Linked DNA regions of Mus musculus: region 2 is linked to region 1. The links are chromatin loops, found by intact Hi-C in ENCODE. Cell type or tissue: left cerebral cortex. All regions are shown on one strand. Each heading gives the region's core, and the rest is flanking DNA. Links, peaks and the distances in the headings are about the cores only. Region 1 holds the start of Gm39023 (a long non-coding RNA gene). Region 2 holds the start of E030018B13Rik (RIKEN cDNA E030018B13 gene).

What was found. Hi-C counts contacts between places; a loop is a spot of excess contacts. Peaks named below come from ENCODE experiments on the same cell type or tissue, not always from the same donor. Only the 100,000 strongest peaks of a DNase experiment are listed, where the experiment ranks them.
Region 2: it touches region 1 in a loop (4-fold over the local background); 20 of 42 quality-filtered maps call a loop at or near these places.

What each region holds. Positions count from the first base shown.
Region 1 is chr7:63,852,456-63,868,424 of GRCm38, reverse strand. Gm39023 (a long non-coding RNA gene) reads left to right here and starts at 15,788. Exons shown (of 3, transcript XR_882151.2): 1 at 15,788-15,969. In left cerebral cortex, for the core only: a CTCF peak has its summit at 7,936 (motif pointing right); a DNase peak (open chromatin) is centred at 9,761; H3K4me3 peaks cover 768 bases; H3K27ac peaks cover 486 bases.
Region 2 is chr7:63,913,660-63,929,628 of GRCm38, reverse strand. All of the region lies in intron 1 of Klf13 (Kruppel-like factor 13), which reads left to right. E030018B13Rik (RIKEN cDNA E030018B13 gene) reads right to left here and starts at 12,772. Exons shown (of 3, transcript NM_001256311.1): 1 at 12,534-12,772; 2 at 10,201-10,389; 3 at 9,090-9,676. The coding sequence starts at 12,567. The coding sequence ends at 9,558. In left cerebral cortex, for the core only: CTCF peaks have their summits at 4,461, 5,278 and 6,428 (motif pointing right); DNase peaks (open chromatin) are centred at 3,543, 4,154, 4,534 and 5,239; H3K4me3 peaks cover 541 bases; H3K27ac peaks cover 4,415 bases.

The DNA.
Region 1 (15,969 bases), core at 3,099-11,098:
GAACTCTATTTACTATTCCATTGGAGGGAGGAGTTGAGGTCCTGCAAGATGGTGCGGTCCAACATAACAAATTTAGGCCAGCACTTTCAGTTATCAAGGGGAGATCTTGATTCAGATGAAGATCCAAAATTGAAATGCAGTTGTTTGAATATATATGATGATAGGCCAAAGGCCTCTCTTTGGGTATAGAGAGACTGTTACTCACGATATAGGTCTGAACAATGGGAGCTAGTTTCTTGCTTGAGGCATCCTTCAAATCTGGAAATATCACAGAACAAAGTTTCCAAGAGTTTCTCAGATATTCCCAAGGGAATATTTGGGAAGAAACCTGTCTCCTCCCAGGACCCCCTCCCCCAAAACTAAGTTGAAGTCCTCAGGCACTGTGGGGATCATGAAGCCCCTACTTGTGTGCTCACGAGGGAGAATGGCGGTGGTATGTGTGGCCGGAAGTGGGGCTAGAGGACAATTGAGAGAGTGGGTTTACCACAGAGTAACAGAGGACACAGTGGCTTTCAGAAGATTAAGAAGAAAGGAAATGGGAGATTGTAGAGGGAGTTTAATCCAGCATTATGGCTACAGACACTCTTAGCACACACCTTTAATCCCAAACAATGAAGTTAAAGTTAGTTTGTAGAAGGAAGCACCCATGTTTGAAAGTGATGCCAAATTGAAAGGAAGACAAAGTGACAAGTCAGAGGAAGATTTGACCGAATAGGATCTGCCCCACTCTCACGAGAACAGAAACGAGAGGCTACTGAAGAGAGCAGTGCAGAGGGAGGAGAGAGGGCAGTTTTTACCAGGACAACTATTCAGAAACAGGTTGCAGAGAAAGAACAAGCTAGACCCAGGAGAAGACAGAACAAGCCAGAGAACCAGAAGGAGCCAGAAGGTTGGAACAGACTGCCCAAGGTAGTATGAGGCCAAAGGGAGAATTCAGGAGAAGCTGAAAGAAGCCAGTTTGAATCAGTTGGTATGGGGAATTTTGAGACAGAACAGCTTAGATGGCCAGCCAGCCAGACTTCAGAAAGAACTAGAAAGGGTGAACTTATTCAACAGCAAGTCTCAGAGGCTGAAAAAAAAAATCTAGGCCTAGATAAAATTGTACAGAAGCTAGAAGCTTCCAGGACTAGGCCTGGGTTAGCAGACAGAGGCAGCAAGCCTTGGAAATGACAATTAGAGGATAGTGAAAGTGACTTTTATAAAAAGAGGTGGAGAAAAGAACCTGGTGGAGCAAGGGTCCTGGTTTCGTTGGATCCATAAGGAAGTCCTTCCTGGGTTTCTACACCGAAGTATAAGAAATAAACAGTCTGGGGGAATGAAAGGATGAGAACTTGGATCCACCTCTGCAGAGAGTGGACTCTTTCTGGTCTGAGAGGTGTCGTCGCCTCAAGATCCTGCCTAGGGTATGGGAGAACTTCTCCATTATGAAATACTGTGTGTCATCAAAGGGGTAACAACAGCTGTGGATATAGCTCATTGGTAGAGCTTTGTCAAGCATGAAGGCCCTGGTTCAAGCCTCAGATAACAATAAAAAACACAACAGTGAAGATTTGGCACATCTGAGGATATATTAAGTTAAAGGAAAGGGAAGAGAATGGAAGGTCAAGATTAAGATCAAGCCAGGCAACATTCTCCAATGCGCATGCGTGCGTGCATGCGTGCGTGCGTGTGCGTGTGCGTGTGCGTGTGCGTGTGCGTGTGCGTGTGTGTGTGTGTTGGGAGGCACTCAAGGCTCCACCCCTAGCTGGAGAGCTATGGGCAGCTGATGGCCGCTGGGAAGGAAAGTTCTTCTGGTGATGTAGCACTATTCCAGCCGACTCCTTACATGCACATAGGGGCTTGTCAGGTGGGCTTGGGCTATAGAATAAAGATAACTGAGCAAGCCGCTGGAAAGCAAACTGGGAGGCAGTGTTCCTTTCCTTCAAGGTCTCTGCTTAAGTTCCTGCCTTGGCTTCCCTTGATAATGGACTGTGACAAGGAACTGTAAGCCAAATAAACCCTTTTCTCCCCAAGACGCTTCTGGTCAGAAGGTTCTGTCACAGCAATAGAGAGTAAACTAAAAGAGCATGGTAATAATTCAACCATCTTATGTATGTATCTCTGTGCATTTCAGCATTTTCACAGACACAACCATCACTATAGAACACACGCAGAAGAAAACCATGCATGCTTCAGTTAGCACCCTGTGTACCTCCCTGGATTTGCCTCTCTGAGTATTACAGTGGAATCCTAGAATGTGTCCTTGAGTGTCTGGCTGCTGCTGAGTAACACATTGCCAGGGTCATCCAGTGGTAGCACATTAGAACCTCATCCTTCTTTATGGCCCAATGATCATGTTTGCGTGGTCATACAGTTAAAAAGAATACACAGAGTAACTGGTGGGTGTTGGGTTGTTTTCTGCTGGGGCTGTTAGGAGTGGAATTGTGAGAAAGTTCCTGGCGCACGTTTGTGTGGGCACAGTTCACTCCCTATGTACATACCTGGGCATGGACTTACTGGGTCATGTGGTAACTCTGTGTGAAGAGTTCCCAGACAGTTTCTACCTGATCCGTTCCCACCCCATGAACAGTGTCTGTGGGGTCCTGCCCTCCTCATGCTACCCAGCACCTTCTGTGGCCCACTCTTTTGAAGTGTCACCCTAGTGGATAGAAAATGATCCTTACTGTGGCTTTGATCTATTTTTTTCCCCCTGAATGTGGAGGCCTGCACTTTATCTACAGTTTTAATATCAAGTTGTACTTAGTAATATATATAAAAAAATAGCCTAATAAGATTAATTGAAAACTGGGTGAGAGTCCTGCACGTTATGTTTCTGGATGGCAGTAGATCCAGCATCCTAATCTCAGGGTCATTGTTGAGGGACCCCCTCACCTTCCTTTTGACACTTAAGAGCCATTGCTGCATGTCTGCCTAGTTGCTGGGGTGCCTGAACACCACCAGCAAGCCACTCAGGGGAGACAAGTCTGAGGATCTGTGGCTCAGAACAAACCGTTCCAGTGGGCTTTGGTCTGGCCAGAATAGCCAAGATGGTACAGCTCTCCAAAGGGAATCTCATGAGGGCAGATGGCCACAGATTTTCCCCGCTACTGTCACAGCATCTCTGCTAATGGCAGCAGTAGCAGGTGAGCTGCGGTGGGCACAGCTGCAGGCAGAGGGCGAAAACCCAGCCTCCTGTGTGGATCTGAGGTCCAGCAATGAATGCTTCAGGAGAGAAAACTCCTCCCCAGAATGTTACAGCTCAATAAAACATCTACTCTCAGTCAATCCTCGGTGAAACAACTCCTGCCCTTTATTTCACGTGGATAGGGACCTTATAAATATTTTGGGGGTAGGATGGGATCCAAGGGTAAATTCTTCCCATTGGTTCAGCCTGAGATGTTAGGGGTGCTCTATTGCATGGGGAAGGACTTCAGGTGTTGTCCCTATGTCACTGATTGTCATGGCCCTCTCAATGGGGGTGTCCTAGTTATGTGTTTTAGCACAGGTAGAGCTTAGCAGGGAGCTGGTTCCATGCCTACTGTTCTCAAGTGTGAGATTCCCTCTGGTTTTGAACCTGCTTCAACCTTACCAGCTCTCCTGTCTTGCGGCATGGTCTACTGGCCCTGGGCATCTGTCTTGGGAACCAACCATCATGTCTCTCCATCCTGTGCCCAGCCTTGGAGGACAGCCTCTGCTCTCCTATCCCACAGCTCCTGTTCTGCATGCATGAATGTCCTTCCCCACACTCTCACCTGCCTGGGTATGCAGAATACTCCACTGATCCCCAAGCCTCACAATAGACTGGAGTGGAAGAGATACCATTCAGGCCTCCAGCCTAACATGCAGAAGTGTGGGAGTGGATGCAGGGTGATTTTCAAAGCACTGGATCCTGTAGTTTCACTAGAATGTGTCTCCAAGAGGACTGGTGAGCAGGACTTGAACCCAGAGCTATGTATTAGGGACCCACAGAGACTCTGGAGCATCTTGCCATCCTGTCCCTGCTGCTGTTCATCTGCCCTGAGTATTCTCAGATACCCAGATACTCGTGACGATGCTGCCTGTTAGGAACAAATGACCAGAACTCAGACTAGCACTGTAAAGCAGCTGCAGACAGTGTCCCTAGGAGGGAAAGAGCCATCCAGAGGACGTTAACCACCTGCTGTCTCAGCTGACAGGAGGGTTGGGAGATGGTCCAGGGACTTTTAAGTAGAGTTGCAAACTTCTGTAGTGGACTGCCAGGGTGACTTGTAACCCCTCTCCTGCCATATAGGATAGGAAGAACAACAGAACAATTGAGATGGCTCAGCCTCTGGCTAGAGGCTGGATGGGTTGCTAGAGTTTTAGGCACTATGTCAGCTGAGAATGTTGTCAAAGTCATAGAATGGTTCTCCAGCAATGAGCAAAAAGCCTCCATTTAACTGTGCTAAACGTAACATGTGTGTCTTGCTTAAGACAGTCTGGCTCATAGCCGGGCATGGTAGAACACGCCTTTAATCCCAGCACTCAGGAGGCAGAGGCAGGCAGATTTCTGAGTTCGAGGCCAGCCTGGTCTACAGAGTGAGTTCCAGGACAGCCAAGGCTTCATAGAGAAACCCTGTCTTGAAAAACCAAAAAAAGGTTTGCACAGCACAAATGCTACGTACCATGCGCTCCTTGGACATTGCTCTTGGACCAGCATCAGTGTGACACAGGTGAGCAAGGCTTTATAAAGCAAAAACATTTGGTAGGTTGAGTTTAAAAGATTAAGGAAGAACTTAGCCTTTATGGTTATAATTTTAATGACTGATATATTCACAAAATCTTTGATGCTAAATACAATCAGGTCAGAATCGTGCGCACATATCCCTCTGAAGATACCAAAGTGGAATAAACATGTTGGAGTGAGGTGTCAGGGATTTGGGCTGGGACTCAGGCTCCTGGGCTAGGGAGACCCCAGGCTGACTTGGTCACAGCAGCCTGTCTGTTTTTGTTTTGGGCCTTTTGAAACAGAGGCTCAGGTGGCCCTGGCTGGCCTCTACCCTCCAAGTGCCAGGATTACAGGTATGTACCACCACAGCTGCTCTAGCTGGGCCTTAAGTCTGATGGTAGGACAGATGAAGGGATCATTTATAAATGTCACCCATAGCCTATTCCCACAGCTCAGAATGACACCCATCCCTCACGTCCTGAGCACACAGGTACAAGACCCTCTGAGGACAGGTTTGTCTGTCTCCTTTCTTACTCCCACCCAGCCTCCTGGCTTGTGGTAGAGACTGCACTAGGAAGCAGCTTCCTCCCTCAGAACACTCCCCCACCTTGCTGACTGCTCTTCACCTTTCCCCTGCTCAGCAGAGGCCTTTGACCTCATAGGTGAGCCTGGGGCTTCTTCCCTTCCTTTCCTATCAGTCAACAGCTTTCTGTGGCTGTTGGTTTGTTTAACTGGTTGGGCTAGTTACGATTCTTGTCATCGCTGGGACTGTAACCGGACTTTTGGCTACTTTGTGAGTTCTTTTTTTCTTCTATCCTTCTCCACCTCTCTTCTTCCACCCTTTCAACCCCCTAACACTAGGTAGGAGAGAAACAAGGGTAGAGGGGAAAGTGGGTCGCAATATCGTTTGACTACTTCCTGCAGATTAGGGAGTCAAGTTTCTTGGAGCAAGTTTGAACTTTGCAGACAGGAAATCTAATTTCTTCTCATCCCTTTGCGCAGGACTACAGCAAACAACAGCAATCAACTACCAACTGGCCAACCTTCTTTCGAAGCCCCAGAATTCCAGACATCATAGAAACTATCTGTAGCTAGCAAAACCATGCCTCTGCTAAAAGCATTAGTCAAATCATAGTCACCTGCTGTGAAACAGCCCCATATCCCCACACCTGAATTAAAACAAAAACATATACCCATAATATTTGTGTTTTTTAAAAAAGATTTATTTATTTATTTATTTATTTAACGCATATGAGTATACTGTAGTTGTCTTCAGACACACCAGAAGAGGGCATCAGATCCCATGACAGATGGTTGTGAGCCACCATGTGTTGCTGGGAATTGAACTCAGGACCTCTGGAAGAGCAGTCATCAGTGCACTAACTCTGAGCCATCTCTCCAGCCCTTGTTTTTGTTTTGTTTTTTAAGAAGTCAAAATTCTCACTACATTGGACCAAACCCTCAACATAAGCAACTTAAAGAAGCATGTGTTTGCTGGGCGTGGTGGCACACGCCTTTAATCCCAGCACTCGGGAGGCAGAGACGGGCGGATTTCTGAGTTCGAGGCCAGCCTGTCTACATAGTGAGTTCCAGGACAGCCAGGGCTATACAGAGAAACCCTGTCTCAAAACAAAACAAAACAAAACAAAACACAACAAAAAGAAACATGTGTTTTTGTTCACAGTTTTGAGCCGGTTGGTCATGGGGAAATGGAGCAGGAGGTGGCTGGTCACAGTGCATCTGCAATCACAATGCAGAGAGTGATGCTTGTGCCCAGCTCCCGTTCTCCTTTTTATGCAGTCCAAGCCCCCAGACCACCACATTCAAAGTGGCTCTTCAAGCTTTAACCAAGCCCTGGAAAGTACCTCCAGACGCTAACCTAACAAAGCCAGTCCCCCACAGGCTTGCCTCCAAGCTGGTTCTAGACCCTGTTAAGCTGCTAATATTCATTAACCATCACACTATTTTTTGCTTTTGAGACAGGATCTCCTGTAGCACAGCCTAGCTTGTAACTCTATGTAGTTAAGGATGATCTTCGATTCCTCATCGTTCTACCTCTGAATCCTGAGTGCTGGGACTTAAGGCCTGTGCCCTAAATGCCTAGTTGGCTGCCATGCATTTATCTTCTCGCGGCGAGAGTTTCCTCTTACATCTGTGTACCCTACTGCCTCCCATGTGGAAGTTTTCTGCTACCTTTGTAGGTGATCAGGACACACTCATGGAACACACGGGTCGTGTGGGAATCACTGGCCTCTAGTGAGAATACCTAGGCTCACTAACTTACCTGGATAACACAGCTTATCAGAAGGAAAGCTGGGGCCCATGACTCATGAAACCTCAGCCTAGACCCGTGGCCATGGCTGGGAGGGTAGGTAAAGAAGGTGCATTGTCAGCGAGTGTGGGATCAGTCCTTGCCATGGTCCAAAGGGCTGTCTCCAGGACAGATCAGGTGGAAAAATTCCTGCCAGGGTTGTTTGGAGGTGGGCTCTCTGGAAGGTAACGAGGGCGAGATGAAGTCATGAGGGTGTGGCCCCCATTAGTGGCCTTACAAAGAGAGGAAGAGAGAACCAAGCTAGTCGCTCTTCTCTCATGAGGATGCCCTACCATGCGATGGTGCAGCAAGCTAGCCTTCACCAAATGCTAACGCCATGCTCCGGTACTTTCTAGCCTTGAGAACTGAAAGGTGGATGTAATGGCTATTCCTGGTTGTCAAATTATATGATATCTGGAATGAACTATAATCCAGAATTGGAGGGCTCACCTGTGATCCAGATCTTGAGGCTACAAGATACAAGCTTCTGATCTGGATCTTGGCATGGACATCCTGAGTGAGGCACAGTGGCCATGAAAAGCTTAGGCCCAGGATACTGAGGCAAGGAGATCTCTGAGTTCAAGGTGAGCCTGGGACAAAGCAAGTGCCAGATCCAGGCGTGGTAGTACACACCTTTACTCTGGGCCACACCTTCTACAGGAGACCTACATAAGGACTTTGGAAGACTCACTCTTCTTTGCTTGCGTTTACTTGACAGCACATCTGGTGGAATATACTTCTACAGAAGACCAGCTGAAACAACTAGCTTCATGGGCTTGAGCAACTTCCCAACTGATTATTGTTGGGTTAGTTGGACTATAGACTATAAATTATCACAATAAATTCCCTTAATATAGAGAAACATTCCATAAGTCCTGTGACTCTAGAGAACCCTGACTAATACAGTGGATAACCCTCAATTTTTTTAAAATATTTATTTATTTTATTTATGAGTACACTGTCGCTGTCTTCAGACACACCAGAAGAGGGCATCAGATCCCATTACAGATGGTTGTAAGCCATTATGTGGTTCCTGGGAATTGAACTCCGGACCTTTGGAAAAGCAAGCAGCCAGTGCTTTTAATGGATGAGCCATCTTTCCAGCACCCCCCCCCCCCCAATTATTTATCATCTATCCAGTTTCAGTTATTTTGTTATAGTGGCAAAAATAGAGTAAGTAGCCCTCAGGGTGACTCAGGGACAGTAAGTATTATTCCAAGGGAGGAGGCACAAAGATACAGGAGCCCAATAGAGGGCTCAGGGGAAGGGAAGGGGAAGCAGAGGGAAAGGACCAAGGTCTGTGGGTTTCAGAAGCAAAGGGGAGATCTATCAGGGGACACTGGACACAGAGAGGGTCAGGGACTTCAGGAAAGCGGGCACCTCGATGGCTTGGTTCACACTGAAGCATGCTGGTGGGAGCGGGCCTGGGGGTCCTGCCCACATAGGTATTAAAGGTGAAACTGGAAAGAAGGTCATGGCTCCCAGGCAGTGGCTTGTGAAGGCAGATCTGGGTCTGCACTATAGAAGCTGCCTGGCATTCTGGGTCTGGTGGGCCAGGGTGGCAGTCTCCTGGTCTGCTTCATCTCAGAGCTTCTGCCACCTTTGAACGTTAAGGAATGGAGGCAGGGAGACTAATCTGAGACACAGCCTGATTGTGAGCCCGCTTTAGAAGGGGTCTGAGCCTGTATTCCTGCATACCTAAGACCCTATACTCTGGAGGGGAACATTTAGACAGGACATTCAAGGTTAGCTGGTGTGTACAGGCAAAAGAGTTACTGGGAACCATTGTAGCAGTTCTTGGTGGGAGAAGCCCTTGGGTTGCAGGGCTCAGGAGGAAAAGAAGACAGGCCTCGGGGATGGAGATGGAATTCAGGAGCCAGGGGGTCCCATACATGGCTGCATCAGCATCCTTTGGGCAGCTTGCTGAACACACATTCTGATTTTACAAACCCAGGAAGGAGCTACAGTGTTTCCTGGGTGCTGGGTGCTGCTTCTGACACTTAATGTTATAAACTAACTCTATGCCTTTTCCCTTTCTTTCAGGAAGAAAGAAAGGAGCGTGGGCAAGGCCAGTTGAGCCTGTTGGGTGTAGTTTGGGGTGGGGTGACCTTGACATGCCTCCTCCTAAAAAAAAAAAAAAAAACCAACAACAAAACAAAAAACAACCTCAGAACTGTTTTTGTTTGTTTGTTTGTTTGTTTTTGTTTGTCTGTTTTGTTTTAAGTACCCAGAGTGCCTATGGGCCTCTGACAAGGCTCTTTGTCCTGGACACCCCTTTGGCCTTGTTACAGTCTAATGGGCCTTCCTGGAAGTGGAGCTGGGTCCTTAGTCCTGTCCAGATGTCCCTGTCCTGGAGAGTGCCGGGCCAGGAGAGGGCAGGGTGAGGTGATTGCTAGGAAAGGAAGTACACCGGGTCACAGTCAGCCTCTTCAAGCCGATTTAGGAATGTCAGGAGGGGAGGGGAGGCAGGTACAGTGGAGGGGTTTCTGTTAGAGACTTTGGACCTCACGTGGAGGGCAGAGTGACCCAGGGGTTCCTCCCGGTCCCCACACGTGCGGTAGACGGCCCCTGTGGTCTTGCTGTATGGTTGTGGCAGGTAGTGTACCGAGCCCGAAAGCAGTTAGGGACAGGTGTTCAAGCCTACAGAGGCGTGCTGTGCCCTTCTTAGCCCGAGAGCGTAGGAGATGGGTACCGGATCTCAGAAGCAGAGGAACCCAACCCTTCTCCCTACAACAACCAAAGGGACTCAGCGGCTTTAAAACGGGCGGGGCCCCGTGACGTCATCTCTTGAGGGAGGAGCGAGCTGTTTCCCGGAGCCACTTCCCACCAGCTCTTCGGTGGTGGGTGGTTCCTGGGCCTGCTGCTAGTTTAGGGCAAAGTCTTGATTTTCTAGCTCCAAGAGCTACTAACAAATCACTTAACATCGTCAGGCACTCTTCTCTCATTTATGAAATAAATGCATTTGTTTATAACTCTAGAGGAGCTAACGTATGTGCAGTACAAGGCTGACCTTTGTGCACCTTTGACACCGTTTTAATTTTTAAAATTAAAATATTCTCCGTGTATGGGTGTTTTGCCCGCAAGCGTGTCTGTTGCCAACTAAGGGTACTTGATCTTTCCGAACCGGAGTGACAGACGGTTTTGAGCCATCTTTTCTGGGATACGACTAATGTTCTCTGGAAGCAATCAGTGCCCTTAATTGGCATCTCTCCAGTCCTATCACCATTTTTTTATGGACCGTATCTAGTGGCCAGCATCTCCTGGCAATCCTGAATGCCGACGGATGAGGGTTGCAGATGGAGTAGAAGGACGCAGAGCACATGAGCAGGTGTGGAGTCTGTCGACTTCTAAAGTGACGAGGTCTCATCCCCTCCATTTCTCCCATCTTTCTGGGGTGGACCTCAGCCTGAGGAGCTAGGGCAAACTAGCCTTCTGAGGAAAGCATCACCTTGGTGCTGTTCTCTTGGCTGACCTCAAGTTTTCCTCCATCTGCGTAGTACCAGTGGGCCCGGGAGCCCATAATTAGACTAATGAGGTGTCTGTTGCACACACGTCTGTGCCTAGGCTCCACTCTGATGGCTACCCAGTAATTTGCCTGATCTCTCGGATAAGTCCTTTGCCTGGACAGGTTCCCACCACAAAGTGCCCCATCTCAGGGTGGAGCCTGTAATTGCTGCTGCTTTGCACGCTCTCTATTTTCCCACCTGCCTATGGCCCTGAGAGTCCTCAGGGGCCCGCCATCACATCAGGGGAACCCACTAAGCCAAGGGACGGGGCTGTGCAGGAGATGTAATAGACCATATGAACTGTCTGCTGTTTGAAGGCATGGTGGAAGAGGCAGCCAAACCTAGCCAGCTGTTGACCTTTTGGTACTGTGAAAGGAGTGGTGGGTATCTGGGAGATGCTCTGTCTGTGGGTCTGTCCCTCAGTGTTCATCCATGCTCATTTACAGTACCTTGTTCCAGGGCTTTGGGGCCTTTGTCGCTTCTAGATCTCTCTAAACACCTTGGTTTTTGAGCCGCAGCACCACAACCACAGCCTGCGAAGAGTGTGTGTTGGTGTTAGAACAGGACCATTGGCCCTGGAGAGTCTAAGTAGGAGGCTAAGGCTGCCTGTGGCTTACAAATAAGAGGCGGTGGGCAGGCAGGTACCATTTCCAGTTTTCCTATCCAGGCAGCCCCAGGCATTCCTGGGCTGGAAGAGCTGGCAGCCCTGGCAGCTGGGTGCCATCCATATGGTTCCCTTTGATCTACTCCAAGGACTGGTGATGTCACCAGGTGGCTTTTCATTGAAGATGGCACCAACAGCTCATCCTTGCCTGGGTAGTCAACCCTGGCTATGGAGGTCCTCACCCTGTTTTTCTTTAGAGAGTGCCACTAGTCACCTCAGGCGATCAGGAACAGATGCAACTATAAGAAGCCCCAGCTAGGCTGTGTGTGTGTGTGTCCACCCCCTTCGGAACTGAACTCACCTGAAAACAAGGGCTCCTCTGCTCCAAAGGATTTAGTGGGCGTGGAGTCTGCCTTTCAACATTGCCAAACCACCGCATAATCCCCTCAGATTCCCACAGCCATCAGGCCCACGCAGGGGCCCGGTGATACCTTGACACCCACTGCTCCAGGCCCAGGCCTGTTTCTTTCATTCCTAGAGGAGGTCCGGGGGCGCTGGAACCTGTGCTGCCTTCCAGCGCTGGGTGTGCCCTGAGTCAGAGCTGGCTCACACTGGGTGGGTAGAAGCACCAGAATGCTGTCCTTGGAGGGGCACAGGAGCACTAGCCACTGGGAGGCAGGTTCTGTAACTCAGGGGCTTTGTGTCCACAGGGACCACGAGGAGGGGCTGAGAGCCTGTCACACTGGGCTTCACATCTCCCTGCCTTATGCTCTCACAGGCCCTTCGACTCTATGCAGTCAAGCCTCTGTAGTCTCCTTTGAACTGAGACTATGTCCTTCATTCAGGGGATCTACAGTGAGCTGCCTAAGGTGGGGGTGAATCAGATCTCCAGGATAGCATCCTTGATGCTGGGGGAATCACAGAAGCAGACATCAAGAGGTTCAGGACCAAGAGGGAACCCAGAACCCTTAATTTTAGAGCCTGCCAGACATGGGTCCTACTCTCTCCTTCCAACCCCTCCTCCTCCTCTCTGCTTGAGCCTTCATGAGGCTCAGCCTTTGGGCTTTGCTACTTCCAAGGACTTCAGGAATCCAGGGAGTGCAGGCATCCAGGCTGGGGGTGGGGGATGGGAAAAAGGCCCACCTTCACTTTCAGGCCTGCATTTTACCTGGGGATGGCTGAGAAGTGCATGCACATGTGTGTTCACGTGTGTATGTAAGACAGGAGACATTGCCTTCTACCTTGTTTGAAGCAGGATCTCTGTTGTTCGCTCTCCATACAGCATACCAGGCTAGTCTGCCCAGGGACTGCTTGAGAGTCTGCCTGTCATCTCTCTGGGGGGCGGGGCTTGAGGATTGCAGATGCGGTCTGGGGTCCTCTTGTATGAATGGGAACATTCTACCCACAGAGACATCTCCCAGCATTCCCCTCTGTTTTAGACAAGATGGCCTGACACGATCTTCCTATCTCATCTAGTTCTGCAGTAAGGAATCATACAAATGTGTACCGTCGTGACTAGCTTTGATTTTAGCCCATTGTGGATTTGGGGTCTTCTGATTCGGGATGCTCACCGTGAACTTTCTAGTCCGATAGAACCATGGTGAATGGTGCTAAAGATGCATCGCATCTTCTTCTGCTATAGCAGAGGGGGGGGATGAATGGCCGACCCAGACTCCCTGCCTAGCACCTACAGGGCAGTGTGACATGGCCATCATTTAAGTGACACCATTAGGTGACTTGTCCAAAGGAGATACTGTGCCAGCTCCCAAGGGCAATTAAACCCCACCTCTTCTGACCTGCAGAGTTTTGCTCTTTTCACTATTGTCCACTGGGTCTGTCTGCTGCCCCCTGCTGGGTGGCACAGTCATGTTGGTGAGGAGCACAAACCTTCTAGCCAGTTGATGCATCCAGATCAAAAAATCTTTCCACACAACAAAAAAATTTAAAAATTGGGCCTGCTTGCCTTGAAGCAGGGATCCCGTGGCGGCTCTGCAGGAACTACCTGCAAGAAGGCGGAGCCAGGCACAGAGGCTCAGAGATGGAGGGCTCACCATGCTAATGGATGCCCTTGCTCTGGGTAGCCCTAGCCTTCCACATGGTAAGGTTGAGCCTCCTCACACCTAGGAGCTGCAGTCAATGGGAATGTCCCAGCAGCTCCAGGCAGAAGCAGTTTCACCCACAGGCAGCTGGTGTCAGGATTGCCTACCCGAGGATGGCAGCTGCCTAATTCCAGAGGCAGGGCCCTGGTCCACCTCTCAGCAGAATGTTCAGACCCATGTGGGGACGGGGATTTCTAGAAGACTCCAAGGGTTCTTCGGGCTCTGGGAAATGTGGTCTGCCTAGAGGTAGGTGTGTTCCTCTTTTTATTTTATTTTATTTTATTTTATTTTATTTTTTCACTTTATATCCCACTCACTGCCACCTCTCCTGGTTCCTCCCTCCTACAGTCTTTTCCTCTATCCCTCCCCTTCTCTGATAGGAGTCCCCCCACCCCAAAGTCTCTGCAGTGCTAGGTTCATCCTCTCCCACTGAGCATCATCCTCTCCCACTGAGGCCAGACAAGGCAGCCTGTGTAGAAGAACATATTCCACAGACAGGCAACGGTTTTTGGCATATCCCCCCCACCCCCCGCTCCTGTTGTTCGTGTCCCTCATGAAGACCAAGCAAGCTGCACATCTGGTACATATGTACAGGGAGGTCTAGGTCCAGCTCCTCTATGCTCTTTGGTTGGTGGTTCAATCTATGAGAGCTCCAAGGGTCCAGAGCTGTTGGACTCTGTTGCACTCTTCCTGAAGAGTTCCTGTCCCCTTCGGGACACTCAATCCTTCCCCCTACTCTCCCATAATAGTTCTCAAGCTCCAGCCACTGTTTAGCTGTGTGTGGAGCATCTGTCTGAGTCAGCTGCTGAGTGGAACCTCTCAGAGAACAGCCATGCTAGATTCCTGTCTTTGAGCATAACAGAGTATCATTAGTAGTGTCAGGGATTGGTGCTTGCCCATGGAATGGGTCTGGAGTTGAGCCAGTAACTTGTACAACCACTTTGGACATCAATTTGGTGTTTTCTCAGAAAATTAGGAATACCTCAAGACCCAGCTATACCACTCCTGGGCATATACCCAGAAGATGCTCCAACATCTCACAAAGAAACTTGCTCTATAGCAGCTTTACTTAAAATAGCCAGCAACTAGAAACAACCTAGATGCCCCTCAATGGAAGAATGGTAGAGAAAATGTGGTACATCTACATAATGCAATACTATTCAGCTATTAAAAAACAAAGACATCATGCATTTCACAGGCAAATGATGGAACATCTTCCTTTGGAGAGATAGCTCAGGGGTTAAGAACACCTGGTCTTCTGCTTATTGCTTTTGGGGGTACTAAGCACACGTGTGGTCCATAGGCATACCTATGTATATATACATGTATGTATGCGTGCATGTCTGAATGTGCATATACATGCAGGCAAACAACTCATACACATAAAACAAAAATTGAAAAGAAACAAATAAGTTTTTGAAATTTTTTTTTATTTATTAACTTTTTGAAGGGTGGGACGTGTGCATGCCACAGAACACAGATAAAGGTCAGAGGACGACTTTTGGGAGTCTGTTTTCTTCTACCCCGTGGATCTCAAAGATTGAAATGAGGTGGTCAGGTTTGGTGGCAAGCGCCTTTACCCACTGAGCCATCTAAGCATCCTTTCCTGGTTGGTTTGTTCGGCAGTGTCTCATGTAACCCACGACGGTCTTATACTCTTTGTGTAGTAGAGCTTGGGAAGATGACGTTGAACTTCCATCCTCCTGTCTCTACCTCCTGAGTGTCAGCATTACAAGCTTGAGCAACCCCCCCAGCTTCTCTTTTCAACACTGAACCAACTCATGTCAAATCCTTCACTCAGCACTGTGTAACATGGAACCACGCGTTGGGAGCCAAGGCTGTAACAAAACTGCGGTCCACTGCTGGCTGAAGTGTAGATGTGATTGTTGCAGCTACAGAGGCTCATCTTGGACCGTGAGGCATTGTTGGGAGTGGAAGCCACAGTAAAGACCCAGACTTTATGAGTAGAGCCTACATTTTCAGTAGTGCGCAGACAGCTTTTGCTTTTGTGTTCTTACATGTGTGGTTTGTATAATCTACGATTGAGTTAGGGTTTCTTGGGCTGGAGGTGGCTTTGCCATTCAAGGTTAGACTCATAACTAAAAATATAAGCACTCAGGTTTCTTTATCCTATAGACAAAGACAATATTAACTGGCCGCTCTTAGTGAATCTACAGATAATATTTCTCATGCAAAAGTTAGTCAGTGGTTGTGGGTGGTTGAGACGCCACGGCTGAGGTAAGTCAGTTAACTTGTGGGATGTTTTGCCTTCGTTAGGGGACTCCTCCCAAACACTGACCTGTCACCAAGGGCATGACACTTGTCAGGATGAATGTTTGGGAGAGAGGGAACTACCTCAGCTCTGATGCTCAGAGGGAAGGGTGAACACCCTTCTTCTTCGCATCTCACAGAACTAAACAAAAGCAAAGTTGCAGGAGGGACAGAGGAGAAGCAGGTGGGCAGAGGTGGGCATCTATGGCCCCAACTTTCATGGACTTTCAGAAAGAAGACAGAAGACTCTAGCTGTACAACCCTGAGCAGTGGTAACTCAGGAAAGCATCAGGAGGGACTGGAAGCCCTGGGCAATGGTGAGAACCTTGGTGAACCAGACACTTCATTTAGGGGTATGGATATGAAAGAGAACAGTGGTGTTAGGCTCTGCTTGTCTCTAACCCCAGCTCTACTAGGCATGTGGCAAAGAAGCTGACAGTTCAGGGGTTGTACCAGAACAGAGCCAATGAACACAGGTTGGACATCTGCAGGGAAGCCTCACCCTGAAGGTG
Region 2 (15,969 bases), core at 3,257-11,256, 61 kb before region 1:
TACCTTCTGTCCTTCCAGTATTACTCCTGAGGAAGGGCTGAGGAAGGCACTGTGTGGGTGTTTGTGCTAGTGTGGGCACGTGTGTATGTATGTTATACATGCACATTTGGTGGAACCTGGCACGGTATTATGGTCTAGACAAGCCCCTCCTTTGTAGCTTTGCTACAAACAAACCAAACCAAGAAGAACATGCTTCCAGAGAATTTTTCCCCCAGGGGTGGGGGTGGGCATCTGTTTATTGTTCTCGTTTTTTTTTTTTTTTTTTTTTTTTTTTTGAAACACAAAAACACTTGCTAACCAGGAACTTGGCTACACTCCGTGGCCATTGGCCAGTCTGTCCCAAGGTGACCTGCTTAGAAAAGCCCTGAGGCTTGAAACCCTAGATTAAATGTCCTTGTCCTTCTGACACAGAGGTGTGGGGGAGCAGCTTATCTCCTTAGAGCCAAACCCAGGGTGCATCATGGAAGAGCAAGACATGGGGACCCAAATTAAAAGACACTTATCAGGTCTCGGGTGTATGGCTCAGTATAGAACACTTGTAGAGCGAGGCTCTGTTTGATCCCCAAGTTAAAAAAGCCACTTGCCAAGGAGTCAGTGGCTCAGGGCCTTCCCTGGGTTCCTCTCTCTCTCTCTCTCTCTCTTTTTTTTTTTTAATATTTATTTATTTATTATATGTAAGTACACTGTAGCTGTCTTCAGACACTCTAGAAGAGGGCATCAGATTTCATTACGGATGGTTGTGAGCCACCATGTGGTTGCTGGGATTTGAACTCAGGACCTTTGGAAGAGCAATAGGCGCTCTTAACCGCTGAGCCATCTCACCAGCCCTGGGTTCCTCTCTCTCTCTCTCTCTCTCTCTCTCTCTCTCTCTCTCTCTCTCTCTCTCTCTCTCTCTCTCTCTCTCTCTCTCTCTCTCTCTCTCTCTCTCTCTCTCTCTCTCTCTCTCTCTCTCTCTCTCTCTCTCTCTTTTTGGTTTTTCGAGACAGGGTTTCTCTGTGTAGCCCTGGCTGTCTTGAAACTCACTTTGTAGACCAAGCTGGCCTCGAACTCAGAAATCCGCCTGCCTCTGCCTCCCGAGTGCTGGAATTAAAAGCGTGTGCCACCACGCCCAGCATCCTGGGTTCCTCTCTTGAAGGGACTTCTAAAAGTAGAGCTTTGGCACTGGTTGGTCGCCTGTGGAAGTAAGTTTGACGGCAGTTAGAGATTTCACAGAGGGTTACCTTGTCCCAACCATGTTGACAGCACACATCAAGTTGAGACCCAAAACAGGGCCCCCTATTTGCTTTTTGGAGAGCCAGTAGTTAACATTTATAGGTATGTGGGCCTTCCCCAGTCTAGCTCTTTTCTTACAGTGAGGAGAACCTTGGATACAGCAGCAATCCTCAGGTTTGTGGGCCTGATGGGTCCTTGGGTTTCACATGTGGGATCCCAAGGCAGATAAGCTCTTCTTACGGAGGCTGGCATCCTTGCTAGGGAAGGGTGCAGCCTTTGCAAGGAACAAGCCTTCTGGGAAGTTCTCTAGGTTGCAGGTAGCTTTAGGGAATCCTTAAAGTTGTTTTTCAGCCATACCAGAGTATGTATCAGGCCTGCAATAACAGCAGGAGTGTCCTACTGCTGTGAATTCCTTCTTTGACCCCTGTTGTTCTTAACTGTAAGAAAGAGAACAGGACTGGGAAATGGCTCACTTGATAGAGGTCCCACACAGAACCTGTGGGAAAAGCTGTGGAGGTAACCCCAACCCTTCCTAGCTGGGGGTGGCGTGGGGAATGGGAGTGGAGACGAGAGGACCCCTGAAGCTCATTGGCTGGCCAGCCTAGCTGAATCAATGAGAGTCTGTCCCAAAAATAAAAGTAGAGGGCTGGAGAGATGGCTCAGCGGTTAAGAGCACGGACTGCTCTTCCAGAGTCCTGAGTTCAACGTGCCTCATAACCATCTGTAACGAGACCTGATGCCCTCTTCTGGTGTGTCCGAAGAGAGCCATGATGTACTCATATACATAAAATAAATTAATTTTTTAAAATGTGGAAAGTATCAGCCAGAGTCAACAACCTTGTGTCTCCCCAGATGCCCATGTGCACTTGCACCCCATGTATGCGCATGCACGCGCGTGTGCGCGAGCACACACACACTAAACACACACATAGGACTGGGGAAGAGAGTGAACAAAGGGAGCTTGCTTGGCTTGGGAAGTAGGCAAGAGGGTTGTGAAGAAGTGCTAGGAAAGAGGACGGAGACTTGTACCCACAGACCACGCTCCTGGGTGTTGTTCGAGGGGCACTGAGGTGTGTGCTCAGAAGATTGGCACCAAGGGTGAACCTGGGCTTCTTTCCAACCACAAGCCCCAGACATGTTGTTTGAACAAGGATGGTGAGCCTAAGTTAATTACATAGTGGCCAGTCACATGAGGATGTGTTGACTGTAGTCTAGTCCTTAGCAGCTCTCCATTGTCTACCTCCCCCCACCCCCCACCCTCCCACCCCGCCCCCCAGACAGGGTTTCTCTATGTAGCCCTGGCTATCCTGGAACTCACTCTGTAGACCAGGCTGGCCTCGAACTCAAATCTGCCTCCCAAGTGCTCCACCACTGCACGGCTTAAATTTTTTTTTTTTCCTTCTCCATTGTCTTGACCCATGCCTCTCCGATCTCCTTGTTCTTGCTTCCACCCCACCTTAGTGGTGATGGTACCTACATGTTTCTCCCATGCTCCTCCCCTACCAGGTTTGCTGAGTGACCTGCAACATGTAGGTGGTCTTTAGGACCCTCGGACTGCCTTAGGTTCTCAGGAAGATTTTCTCTAATCTGCTGTTTCTGACTATCAGCCCCTGGCAGCACCTGGGACACACAGGGACTTTGAACTATCATCTTTTCCAGAGTGTCCTCCACCCCCAACCCCCTTTGCTACTTGGCCTGATACAACACACAGTGTCTTCTGTGTGAGCCCTGGGCTTTGTAGAATGTCCATATGTCAAGGCTGTGTGCCTGCCAGGCTTTGTGGAGGGATGTGGCTCTCTGAAAGAGAACAGTCAGGGTGTTACCTGCACTGGCACGGTTCTGCCATGTTAGCAATCAGAAAGCTGGTTTTCCCGAACTGCCAGGCCTGCAAGACTAGGTTCTGATGTGGCCTGTCCTGTGGATAGGCATTTTGCTTTGTCTAATTGTATCACTCTTAAGCCCACACTCTAGCTTTTGAAAAACTTCAGCCTTTATTTTCCTGTCCCCATTCTTCTACTCTGTCATAATAAGTAGTATCCCCTTACTAGAGATGGCATCCCAGGTTTTATATATGCTAGGCAAGTACTTTTTCCACTGAGCCCCAGCTATTTTCCTCTGTCAGTAATCTCGTTAAGTTTCCTGGGCTGTGCTGGAACTTAGGGTTCTCCTGCCCCAGCCTCTCGAAGAGCTAGAATTATAGCTCTTCACTCCCACATCTGGCTCATGGCCTGAATTATGATCCAGTGTTATGAACTCATTTGTTAAATTACCCGTGGAGCTCGGCTTGGAAGAAAGAGTTTATGTGGGTGTGTATGGATGCGTGCACACATACGAGCCATTCAGCCAGCACATAGGACAGTTGCTCCCTTGGATGGAAGTTAGCCATAAGCTGTCCTGTAGGTATACAGGCTGTAGCAGGAGTGTTTGTTGCTGTAGTGCCATGAGCCTTTCAGAAAGCCTGATGCCCTGCAAGAGCTGAGGAGGAGGGAGTAGTATGCTGGGCGTGACTGTGCCAACAGGGCTGTCCTCGGGATGTAGAGAGGGACCCGTAGTTAAGCACAAGGGACTCTGCCCTCCATCCCTTCAGGTCTCCTCACAGATGTGGAGCCTGGGTGGGTACTGAGTGTGGGCATGGGCTGTCCAGCTGAGGGTGCAGTCTGGGCACATCCACCCTTAATTTCCTCTTTGTACTTTGGACCCAAGCTGGTTCTAACTTGCCTTCAGTGGTTTCCAACCCCCAAGGAACCCCGGGGCACAGGGGACTGAAGGAAGGAGAATGTGGGCGCCTCTCCTTTGTGCTGTAGGTAGCTATGCAGGGGAGACGACTGCGTAGCCATGAAGGAAGCTGTGGCTTCCTCCTTCCGCTCTCTGGGGACACCCTGGCACCTATCCTCTGTGGTGTTGGGGAGGAGGTGGCTTGGTTGGCTGTTCCTGGTCCCAGCCAGGGTCCTCCTACACAGCAGAACTGGAGGTAAATACTGAGTTGCCTTGACAACCAAGCTGAGTCTGGGATCCAAGGGCTCCTTGGCTGGAGAAGCTTTCATTGTCTCAAGTTTCTAAGATGGGTTTCTATTTTGATTTTTTTTTTTTTTTTAATTAGCTAGTATGACTAAGATTGCAAAATGCCTGACCTGGTTCCCATAATTTCTTAATAAACATTTATATTCCTTTTATAGGAGGAACATTTCTGTGATTCATTGACTTTCTTTTAGGTTGGTGAGGCAGGGTGGGGGCAGCAGAGAGGGCACCCCACTGCCGACAGCTGGCACAGCGTAGGCTTCGGAGTACTGGCTGAGGGCCAGAGGCTAGGAGCGCTTACGTAAACACCACACCAGGATTTATTGGCTTTGAGGCTGATTAAGTTCCATGGAAAATTTTGGGGAGCTGTTTCTCTTCTCAGATGCCCATAAGTGGAGCTTCCAGAGCCCGGGGGCCACCTACCTTCCTGCCCAGAGCCAGTCTTCCTGGAGGAGTCTAGGGTGTGAACTGGTTTTACACCTCAGCCATGCCAGTGAGGATTATGTTTGCTGTTAAACTCTAACTGTTCTTGCAGGCAGTCTGGCAGCCTGGGTCAGCTGCACCTGGCCAGGCTCTCCTGCCCACATGCTTGGCTGTTGATGGGAGTGTCCCTGTGGGAATGGCCAGCCCATGAGTAGATTCAGCAGCAGGTTCCCATGGCCTCCTGTTTTGCCAGGGTCTCTTCTCCGACAGGTCACCTTATATATCCTTGCCCCAACAAAGAGCCTGGTGAGTAAGCTGGGAAGCGCATTCATTCACTTTTCTGGCCAGAAATGTTGGTCTAGGTCACCTGGTGGATGGTTTATCCATTGAGGCTCCCCTTACGGTTGTGTAGTGTCAGTCTCGTGGTTTATGTATGTCAAGGGGGCTGGATTGTTTTATGGGCTGTTTATTCCATTTTCAGTGTGGACCTGCCAGGAAAGCAACTCTCTGCAGTAGCCGTTAAGAGTTGTCACATGTGGCAGGCCCCCAACCCAGCACCAGAGGAATGTCCAGATTGGCTGCCCTGATTTCAGATTCAGGGCTGCCTTTGCTTCCCCTGTCTAAACATGCCAGCTCCTCCTGCTTTCACTAGGGAGCAGCAGCTGGCCTTCAGCAAGAGGCCTGGCCTAGCCCCTGAGTAGAGAGCTGCCTGGTGTCCCCATCACTGAGAGTACCTTCCCACCCCACTCTGTGTAACTTAGACATGGTCCTGCTAATATGACCAAGGGTTATCTTTTTAAGGATGTTTGCAGAATTGAGGTTTTTGGGTTTTTTTGTTTTCCAGAATTTATTTTATTGTGTTAAAAACCAACTAGAGTTTTTACCATTGCAACGAGGGGTGGTGAAGACCCTAAAGCATGGACACGAGACTTTTGTTGTGTTGTCTATAAGGCCCAGTGGTGTTGCTGTCTCTGTCCCTGGCCAGCTGTGTGAGGTTTGACTTCATAGATGGCGTGCTTTAGTGCCCTTCTTTAAAAACCTCTTGGTGTTTCATTTTTTTAAAAGTTGCTCTTACATTTACTTTTGTGTGTGTGTGCATGCACACGTGCACATCCCACAGCATACATGTACGTGGAGGTCAGAGGACATCCCGGGGGAGTGAGTTCTCTCTACCATGTGGATTCCAGAGATCAAACTCAGCTTACCAGGCTTGGTGACAGGTGTCCTTACCCATTGTGCTATTTTGCTTTGAGGAATGCATTCTGTTTGATAATACCTTATTGTGTAAACAAAGATACTATAGCTCATTAGTAAGGAGCCTTGGCCTTGAAGTACAAGCGGGCTGAACACCACCCTGAGTTTTCATCCTTAGTTCCAGTCTGTCTGGTCATGATGACCTCTGAAGAGCAGAAGAGAAAATGACTCAAATGTCCAAGAGGGTTTGTGCTTAGGCACCCTGTGGCACCTACCCACCCCTGCCTGCGTGCATGGATGTTGCCTGATAAAGCAGAATTTCATGTACTGAAGGGGTTTTTTTTTTTTTTTTCTTTTTTTTTTTGGCTTTTGGTGTTTTTGTTTGTTTTTCAAATCAGGGTTTCTGAATGTAACCAGCCATGGCTGTCCAGGACTCCCTTTGTAGACCTGGCTGGCCTTGAACACATAGAAATCTGCCTCTGTCTCCCAAGTGCTGGGAGATACCACACCCTGAATTGTCCTGGAAGTTTTTAATGTAACTCTTTTGCTTGTAAGTTCACCATGTGAGTGCAGTACATTCCAAGGCCAAAAGAGGGCTTCAGATCCCCTAGAGCTGGAGTTATAGACAGTGGTGAGCCACGATTTCAGTGTTGGGAACTGAACCTCCCTCATCTGTAAGAGCAGCATGTGCTCTGAACTACTGAGCCTTCTCTTTAATAGCCCTGCAGTTTTGCTCATGGATGCCCAGATGGTTCTGCTGCTTGTCATGCCCATAGATCCCCATAACCTTCTCTGAAGGACCTAACTACAGCAGAAAGAACTGCAAGCTTCCATGAGCATCCTTGGATTGCTATGGAGACCTCCTAGCTAGTATTAAACTGGGTTCAGATTAGGGAGTGTCAGCCCCATCTCATTTGTTGCTAGGTAACCAAGACCTCCCAAGTTCAGTTAATTGTATTCAGTTGGACTAATTTATCAGGAGCAGATAATCTGAAACCTCAAGGTGAACGGCTTGGATAAGGCTTAGTGGGCTGAAGGCCAGTAGCCCACACCAGGTCTGTAGTTTCAGACAGTTTCATAGGAGGTGGCAGCAATGCCAGCCTTGCAAAGTGTCCCCACCCAAAGAGAAACAGTCCCGAGTCCAGATGTGCTCTGGGCTATACTTTCCAGAAGTCTTGAGCAAGGGTGTTAGCCTGTTCTACAGGGAAACTAGCACCATCCAGGTGTCATGGCCGATTTTGTACCTTCATAGTCTGAAGGCTCAGACATGCTGTTTGTAGACACATACCCAGTATTTCTGTGGACTCCTGGGACAGGCCTGCTGTCAGTGCATGGACATGAGTGGCATAGGGAGCCTATTAGGACACAGAAGACCGGCTGCTCTATCTGTGACCTCCCTGGGCTGCTCTGGCTTCAGCAGGCATTCTTTTCAGAAGTGATTACTTTTGCCAGCTTTAGCCTCCTACCACCCCCATGCTCCCCTCCCCCACGCTCCGTCACCCCATGCTTAATTTTCTTTGGGGGGGGGGGAGCAACTCTATTTGCAAATGCAACAATTGTTTCCTAAAGGGAAGCCTGGAAGCATTTTTGAGGTTGGCTTCTCAGCTGTGAACCACCCTTTCTACCTCTTTCCTGTCTTCTCGGCATCTTCCCGTTAGTGTATTTGGCATGAAAATGCTTCCTGTGTGGTCTGAGGTGAGCATGTTGACTGATTATAAATAAGAACATGGCTTGCCTTTCCCCTTGTATCTGATTGCTCCCGAGGTATGATACCTAAGAATGTTGCCCCTGTGGAGAACCTATTTGTTGGGGAACATGAGGTAGCTTGACCTTCTGCCTGCGCAAGGCCCTGCTTAGACAGAGCATGCTGCTGCCATGCATTTCTGAGTTCTGTTCCTGTGGTCTTTAGAACAGTCTCTTTCCCTCCCTCCCTCCCTGACTGCTCGCGCTCTCTCTCTCTCTCTCTCTCTCTCTCTCTCTCTCTCTCTCTCTTCCCCCCCCCCTTTTTTGGGGAGTGGGTGGGTAGGGCATCTGATCCCCTTTAGGGGCTGTCCTATACCCTATACAGGATGTACTGCTTAGGCGTCTACTCAGAACCATCCTGGAAGATCCAGTGGCGAGGCGGTTTAATTGACCACATTTGGATGTCCTGAAGACCATGGAGTAAGTAGAAAGCAAAGCTTGGGGGCTGTTAGAACAGATGTATAAGAGATGTACTCTGTGTTCCAGGAAGCCTCCCATCTCTGCCCATGTACTGTGTGTACCTAGGCCATGTGCTGTTCTAGGACTTGCCTCCATCTTTGTGCCTAGCAATAAGAAGGAAAATGGGAAGACATGAAGACCAGTAGGGATTTCTGTGGAGACCCTTGGAGTCTGGTGCTAATTTGTCCCAGTAAAGACCAGATACCTACCCATGAGCCTCCACCCTGGTCTATAGAAGCTCAACCTACATCTCATTGGTAGGAGACAGTTTACAACTACAGGAAAAAAATGGCTAAGTGTTGGGCTCAGGCTCTGCTATCATACCATGTAAGACAGAATGGCTGTGCACCTTCTGGCAGAGGTACCCCTAGAAGGCCTTCCTAGAGAGGCCCAAGTGTGTAGGTAGCTTACATGTACCCTTGACTCCAGTACATAGTATTATCCAACCTAGCCTTCTTAGTAGGCTTGGGAGGTGCTGAGGCTAGTCCCCTGAACAGTCTTAGCTTGGGAATGGTCTCGTGCCCAGCCCACTCAGCCCGTGGGTTGTGTGTGGCTGGTTCCCATTTCCTTTATGTGAGGTAGCTTGCATTGCCCTCAGAGACCTGTGAGCCACATGTTGCTTTGGTCAGTGGTCAATAAATAAAGTACTATGTATAAAGAGCCTGGCTTTCAAGGATGCCTTTAGTCTGATGAATCTTCCTCAGCCTTAAGACACACACCCAACAGTACTTTCCAGCCCATGGGCACTTGGTACCTGTGAGGTAGTGGCCTTGTTTTTGCCCTATTGCTTACGGGCAGGAATTCACTTAGGAGCTGAGCCTCAGTTCCCTCTGCCTGGCTTGCTTATTTATTATTTATTTATTTATTTATTTATTTAACTATTTGGGTTTTTTAATTTATGTATTTTGATAATTGTCTTTTCCCTCCTCAACTCTTCCCTGAGCCTCCCTACTTTCCCGTCTACCAACTTGTTCCCTCTCCCTCTCCCTCTCTGTCTCTCCCTCCCTCCTCTGTCAAGAAAGAATCCAAACAATGAACTCACAGAGACTGTTAGCATGCATAAGACCTGCTGCTGGAATTCAAACCAGACAAAATCCCAGCATGGATACAAATGGATACAAAATACTCCTAATGAAGAAGCTATTGCAATTGATACTTGCTGGCAAAGGAAATTACTAGAAGGTTAGAAGGTTATCACTGGATGTATCAACCACACTCCAGGGAGGCCTCATGCTCAGGAGCAGTTGACACAAAATGGAGACCATGGATATTTTGGGGGTACTTTTTTGTTGTTGTTCTGCTTGGTTCTCTTCTCCTTATACATTACCATGGTCAAGTGGCCATGGTATTGTAAGGTATTGTAGGGTCCTCCCTGGTCTTGATGTGTAGGGGAAGGCAGCTAGCTAGGTGGAGTGAAGGTAGAGAAGCCTAGGTAACCCACCCAAGAAGAGGCTGAGGTGTCCCGGCCGAGAGCCTCTCAGTGTCCCTCTTCTTCTGCCCATGATGCTTCAGGGAAGTTCAGGATGGTTGCTGGGCTGGGTGTGAACTGTGGAGGTATGAGGCCAGTGCTTTCTAACTCCCTTCTGTTCCTTCTTAGTTTGTCCTTCATCCTGGGAGAAGCCCTGTGCTTGGGGAGAGAGGTGATGGGTAGGGTCAAGGGAGTAAAGTAGAGAGAGGGGTGGGGGCAGTTCTGACCAGTGACACTTGCTGAGCGTGACTGTAAGTAAGTGCCTTTGTGGGGTATGATTAGGAAGTGCTGGGTAAGTGACATGAGGTTCTTCTCCTTGTCCCTGAATGTTGTGAGGGCTCTGGCTTGTCTGGTTCTTCTGTCCTGAGGATTGGGATACCTGAGGGCACTTCTGGGAAGCTCATGTTCTTTCTCCGGCCCCCTTGGCCAGCCTCCTAGGGACCTCCCTCTTCCCTGAGGGAGGTGCCTGGCTAAAGTGTTGTTGGGGTGGGGCAGGTCTAGGCCCAAGTGGCTTTGGTGTGCTTGAGGGCAAGCTGTGAGCTGTGGGGGAGGGAAGTGTGTCACCAGATCATATCCTGAGACTGAAAATCCTTCAGCGAATGTGTGTTGTGGACATGGTTGAGAAAACCTGGGTGTGAGCTGCTCTGGGGCCTCCTGACCCCACACTGTGGCCCCTTTCTTACCACACTGGCTTCTGGTGTGCCCAAATGGGTAGACCTCATCTGTTGAGCATGTGCTCTGTTGGGCCTGAGAGCCATCACCACTGACCGATGTGATGCAGGACCACTCCGCTGGGTAGCCTTCTGCTTCATGTGCACCTGCACACCCTGCGTGAGTGCTGAACACACTGTCGGTCATATCAGATCCTTGCTCTATGGTCCAAAGAAGACACGTGACAACCCACAGGAGAGGATTCCAGTTGCAGTCCTGCCCACCGCTGGGTACAGTGAGCAGCTGCTGGTTGGATATGTATGCTCCTCCCTTCTTGTTCTAAAGGAGGAGAGTGGGAGTTCAGCCAGAGCACCCACTATGGGCTGGCCAGACCCCACGATGGTTCTGTATAAACACCAAGGTTTATCCAAGGAAAGATGCATCCTGGGGTTCAGGGTTGGCGGGGTGGGGGGTGGGGTGGGGTGGGGCTGCAATAGGAATAGGCTGTGCTATTAGGCAGGCAAGAGTGGGAGCTTGGTCCCTGTCCCCTGGACCTGTGACAGCACACAACGGGTAGGAGGATGTAAGGGCTTGAGGAGTGAGCTCTGTTGGGATGTGGCCACTCTCGAGGAATCAGAAAGTGTCCTCACAGAGCTCTGTCAGCAGAACTAGCCCTATGAGGAAAAGGCTTCTGTATGCACCCTGGGAACTACCTGGGCACACCAAGGCTACCTACTTCTTTTGTGAGACCCACTGGACTAGTGCACTATGGGAATTGCTGCCATCAGCATCTGTGGCTGTGGAAATGAGGGAGTTAGAAACGTTTCAGCCCCCAGAGATAGACATCCTGGGGGTACAAGGCCAGGGCAGCCATTTATAACAGGGCGTACCTCAGGAGACTGGCCACGCACAGTGCCTTGACTCTGGTGGTATGTGATCCTGGTCTGTGGATTAAGTGATAACTTCTGAGAGAGGAGAGATCTGCACCAGAGTCCCATCAGCATGAAAGGCTGAGATGGGACAGGTAGATGACAGCATGACTTGGGAGGCCAAGGGAAGAAGTGGCCACAGGCATTTGTGATCACCACCCAAGGGTATCTTGAAGGACTCAAATCTCTCTGCTCCCTCCAGGCATCTGGAACCCTGTGCAGCATGGGTGTTGTGGGGTGTTGCCACCTCTGTGTTTTCATACAGTTTAGTAGAGTATGAGTGTGTATGCTTTTCCTGGTTACCAGCCCCCAAGGATAGCATTGGTCCTCAGCACAAGAAGGAAAGGCATGGTTCTCAGTCATGCCCCGCACACTTAGAGCCTGGCCTCTGTTCCACTCTGTGGCTCTCCCTCACCCGGGAGGCTGCTTCTTGTTTTCTCTGGGCATATTAGTGTCTGGAAGCTGGGGACAAGACCCACACTGGAGCTCTCTTGCTGGTGACTCAGGAAAGGGTAATCCCTGGCTCTATTCAAGTCAAGCATGGGGCTGGGGCGGACACTTGCCTTTCTTGCCAGAATGACCTGCATGGGATAAAGTCCAAACGAAAGTTCACTGCAGAAGCACATGGAGCAGCAGGTGCCTGTACCACCCCATTTACCCCGAGGCACATTGTACATCGACTTGACAGCAGAACACAGAGGGCGTGCTGCCAGCTCAACTTGTGTGTTCCAGACAAGAGCAGCAACAGGAATAGCAAGCAAGCACACACACACACACACACACACACACACACACACACACACACACACGTTTTTACAGAAAGTGATAGGTTACTGCAGACCATTTTACTGATACAGAAATGTTCAAAGAAGAAATTCAGCAGCCCCAGAAGATGCACCCAAGGGAGGAGAGCGAGCTGCTTGGCCTTGTTCTCACTGAAGACTTAGGAATAAACGGCCCAGGGACAGGTAGCCTTTGTTATCAGCCATATCTTGGCTGGCAGTCACTGCACAGGTGTGAGTGCCTGCTCTGGCCACAGAGAACTGCATGCGTTAGAGGAGTCATGTGTCATGCTTGCTCAGCCTGTGTCTTGGTCACTGTTCTGTTGCTATGAAGAGACTCCATGACCTCGGCAACTCTTAGAAAAGGAAACATTTAATTGGGGGCTTACTTACAGTTTCAGAGGTTAGTCCATTATCACTATGGTGAGGACGGTGAAGGCAGATAGGCAGACATAGTCCTGAAGAAGTAGTTGAGAGTTCTGCATCCTGATTCCGTAAGCAGAGAGGGACTCTCTGGGCCTGACGTGGGCTTTTGAAACCTCAGATCCCACCCCCAGTTCTTGCCCGAAGGGCACACCTCTTCATCCTTTTCAAATCCTGCCACCCACTGATGACTAAGCATTCAAACACATGAGCTGTGGGGACCATACTTACTCAAATCTCCACGGTCTGCATCTCTGGCCTCCATCTCTTTATTCAGGACCCTCAGTTGACTGAGTTAGTTTTAGCATGGACCATTTCTAGACTTCATCTTTTGGGCTGCTTGTCATATGCCGTGCGTGGACCAGAAGTCTTGAGAACAGAAGGACCTTCTAGAGGCCGGAAGGCCAAGTTCATGTCAGCTTCAAGTTCAGTGTCAGAGGGTGCACTCTTCTATCCCAATTATGAAAACTAATTCACGTCAGAGGTTTCAGCCCCCTTGTGCCATCGTGTTCCATGAGAAGATTTCAACATGGATTTTGGGAGGAGACACAGTGTGTGCAGTGTTTGTCGAATCAGGTGGCATAGATGATGGGGGTAGGGTTAGATTCTGTGTCTTCTTGGGTCTGCCTGTTGCTCCTCTTCATAGGACTTTTCCTGCACTCTGCCTCTCTTCAGGACCACAGCTCTGTTACTTCATCTTGGGGAATACTAGACCCCTTGGGAAATGCTTCTGCCACCCATTTAGGGAGAGGAAGTGGAAACTGGATTTGTAATATGTTACAATATTACATCATTGTCTGGCCTGTGATGCTCTTCCCAGAACTCCAGATGGACCCACAGCCACCTTCCCCCGTGTGGAATCCTGTATCTTGTATGGTAGCAGTGGGACACAGGGAGACGCCAGAGCATCTCATGCTGTGCTCATGCTGGTCCCCTGCCAGGTCTTGGCCTTTGCTCTATATTACCTTACCCCTTATAGTCCTAGAGTTTCTGCTGCTTAAGTGTGAGGGTTGTGCTTCGTCTGGACCCCACAGCACTAGAGAGGAAACATGCTGATGGCTGGAGAAAGAGGGACCCAGGGAGCTGCTATACAAGTGGGTGTTGGCAGGCCTATGTATGCTGTTACGCGTGTGGCCTAAGTCCTTGGAACTGCTCGAAGGCTGTTTCTGCTGGGCAGACATAGTCCATTGGGAGGTGGGGTCACAGCTACCCTACCAATGTGAACTTGAGTCTAACTACTAAGTTCATCAAAAGCAGATTAATTCAATACTCCCTGGACTTCTACATGAAGGTAGATGGTAGGATGTGATCAGCCTTGTATTCCTGACTGAATCGCAAGTACTCATAGCATTCTTAAAGCTGCTGGATGGTGATAGCAGCCTTCACTGAGCTGTGACCTAGATGGTGCGCTCTTCATCCTGCGATGTCCTGGGAACAGGGGCTCTGACCTTCAGTCATCCTAGGTCTTAGAGACACTACTACATGCAGCCTCTGCTCTTTTTTGGTTTTTCCAGACAGGGTTTCTCTGTGTAGTCCTGGCACTCACTCTATAGACCAGGCTAGCCTTGAGCTCAGAAATCCACTTGCCTCTGCCTCCCAAGTGCTGGGGTTAAAGGCGTGCACCACCACTGCCCGGCTGAGTTCTTAGTTCTTAGTCCTTGCAGGCTAGAAAAAGCAGACCAGTGAGAGAACAGGCTCCAAGGTGCCCATTCAACACATAGGTCTATAGTCCATGCCATGGTAGAAGGAGAATAGCTGTCTGTTGCTGGACATCGACATCTGTGAGTGGGTCTCAGTGTGGATCTCCGAGGAGGCGAGGGTAGCTGTCGGTGAGGATGCTCCTCCCTCACATAGTTACCATTTAGGAATTATGTGTTTCCCTGAAAGAGTTTTTATCATGGTTCATGGTAAAGGGCATAAACCTGGAGTCCATTCACCAGTTTGGAGAAAGCTGTTTGGTGTATAATGTGGTCTAGGGTTCCTGCACTTATACTTGCTAGGACTTGCAACCTACACAGGGTCTGGCTCTGTCCAACCTATAAAGACCTCAAGGGAGCAGGCTGCTCAAGCCTAGAGTCAGTTCTCTTAAGAAGTATAGTTCAGGTCAGCAGGGAATGTGAAGCCCACTGAGCTCTGAGAATCCCCCAAAGTTTAGCCAAAGCCCAGGCTTGGCAGCCACTGGCCTGGATCCTTGTGGGATGGAGTGGTCTTCGTGGCCCTCCTGTGAGAACATGGTGCTGACAGTGAAAGATGCTAGAAGATAGATAGGCCATGGTTGTCCAAGTGGAGGAGTCTTCTGTCTTCAGAACAGCTCTGCAAGAACACTCCACCCCCACCATCCCAGGACCTGGAGGCAGATTCCAAATTATGTCAAGGTCTGAGAAGCCTGAGTTGACAGTTGAGTCTCATTGTTGGGGTTGTGGGGGCAGCGTAAGGTGTGTGCTGCTGTTCGGAAAGACATTACCTTGTTGAAACACTGACTTGAGCGTCTTTTCTTCACTTACTTTTCTGATTTAGGCAACAGGAAGCTGTCCAGGAAAGATTCTGCGAGGAAATGAAGCCCTTCACCTACAGTCATCGCTCTTGTTGACATTGTCAGCGGCGGTGGTGCTAGAAATTGAACCCAGAGCCTTAGCTTCCCAGTCATTTGCTCTGCCACTTGCTTGATTGTGGGAGTGTCCACAAGGCACTAGTGGTTTTCAGCCTGGGTGTGCGCTTTGCTAGAAACGACATCCAGAGCCTTGTGCTTACCCATCCCACAACCCTAGCCTGGCCTTCAGTGGGCTGCTCCCGTGCAGTCGGGTTCTCTGCCTCCTTACTCAAGCCCCAGGTCAGATAAGCATGGCCATCTCCATACTCTCCTGAGGCAGCCTTGTGACTGCTATCCTCAGTAATTCTAGTGTGAATTCCTAGGAGTCAGCTAAGGAATGTGCCTTTCAAGGGTCAGTAAGTAGTCTTTAGCAAGGCCTTAGGACTCCTGTGCTCCATACCTCAGCAAAGAAGGAAGTCGAGAGAATTTTGCAGTAAACAGAAGTCACTGTTGAAGTAGGCTTGCAACAAGAAGGGCCCAGACTCACCCTTCACCCAGGAACTGTAGCCTCTCCTTTTAAAGGGAAATAAAGCTGCTTCCAGGGAAACAGCACACCCCGTGGCTCTGCCTCACACCCTGAATGCTTTAAGATCCAGCCTTGAAAGACATCCCATAGTGTTCTCAGGTGTAGCAGTTGAAGGAAGGAGTTTCTAACAGAAGCCTGTACGGGGCCAGCCCACAGAATGCTTACAGTGGGCTACACCACCACTTTCCACTTTACCCAGCTGTCTGCAGGAAGGGCCCCATGGGCTTTACCATGTGCCTGCGCCCTTAAGGCTGTTAGAATTCTGGCTTCTGCGTGGAATGCAGACTTAGTGGCCACTGTAATAAAGTGGGCCCTGCTGGCTCCGCCTGGCCAAGTGTGGACAGCAGACTTAGTGACTGCTGAGATTGACAGCTGTGTGCAGTGTCTCTTGGTGGTGGTCTGTCTGACTCTGGCCCAGGGCACCCTAGGCAGAATCACCCTGTCCCCCACTATGCACCATCAGGAAACTCCTATTTCTTGAGAAAGAAGCGCACTCACGCCCAGGGAGGGATCTGGCTTCTTCCCTCTCGTACGGACCACTATTGTGTTTA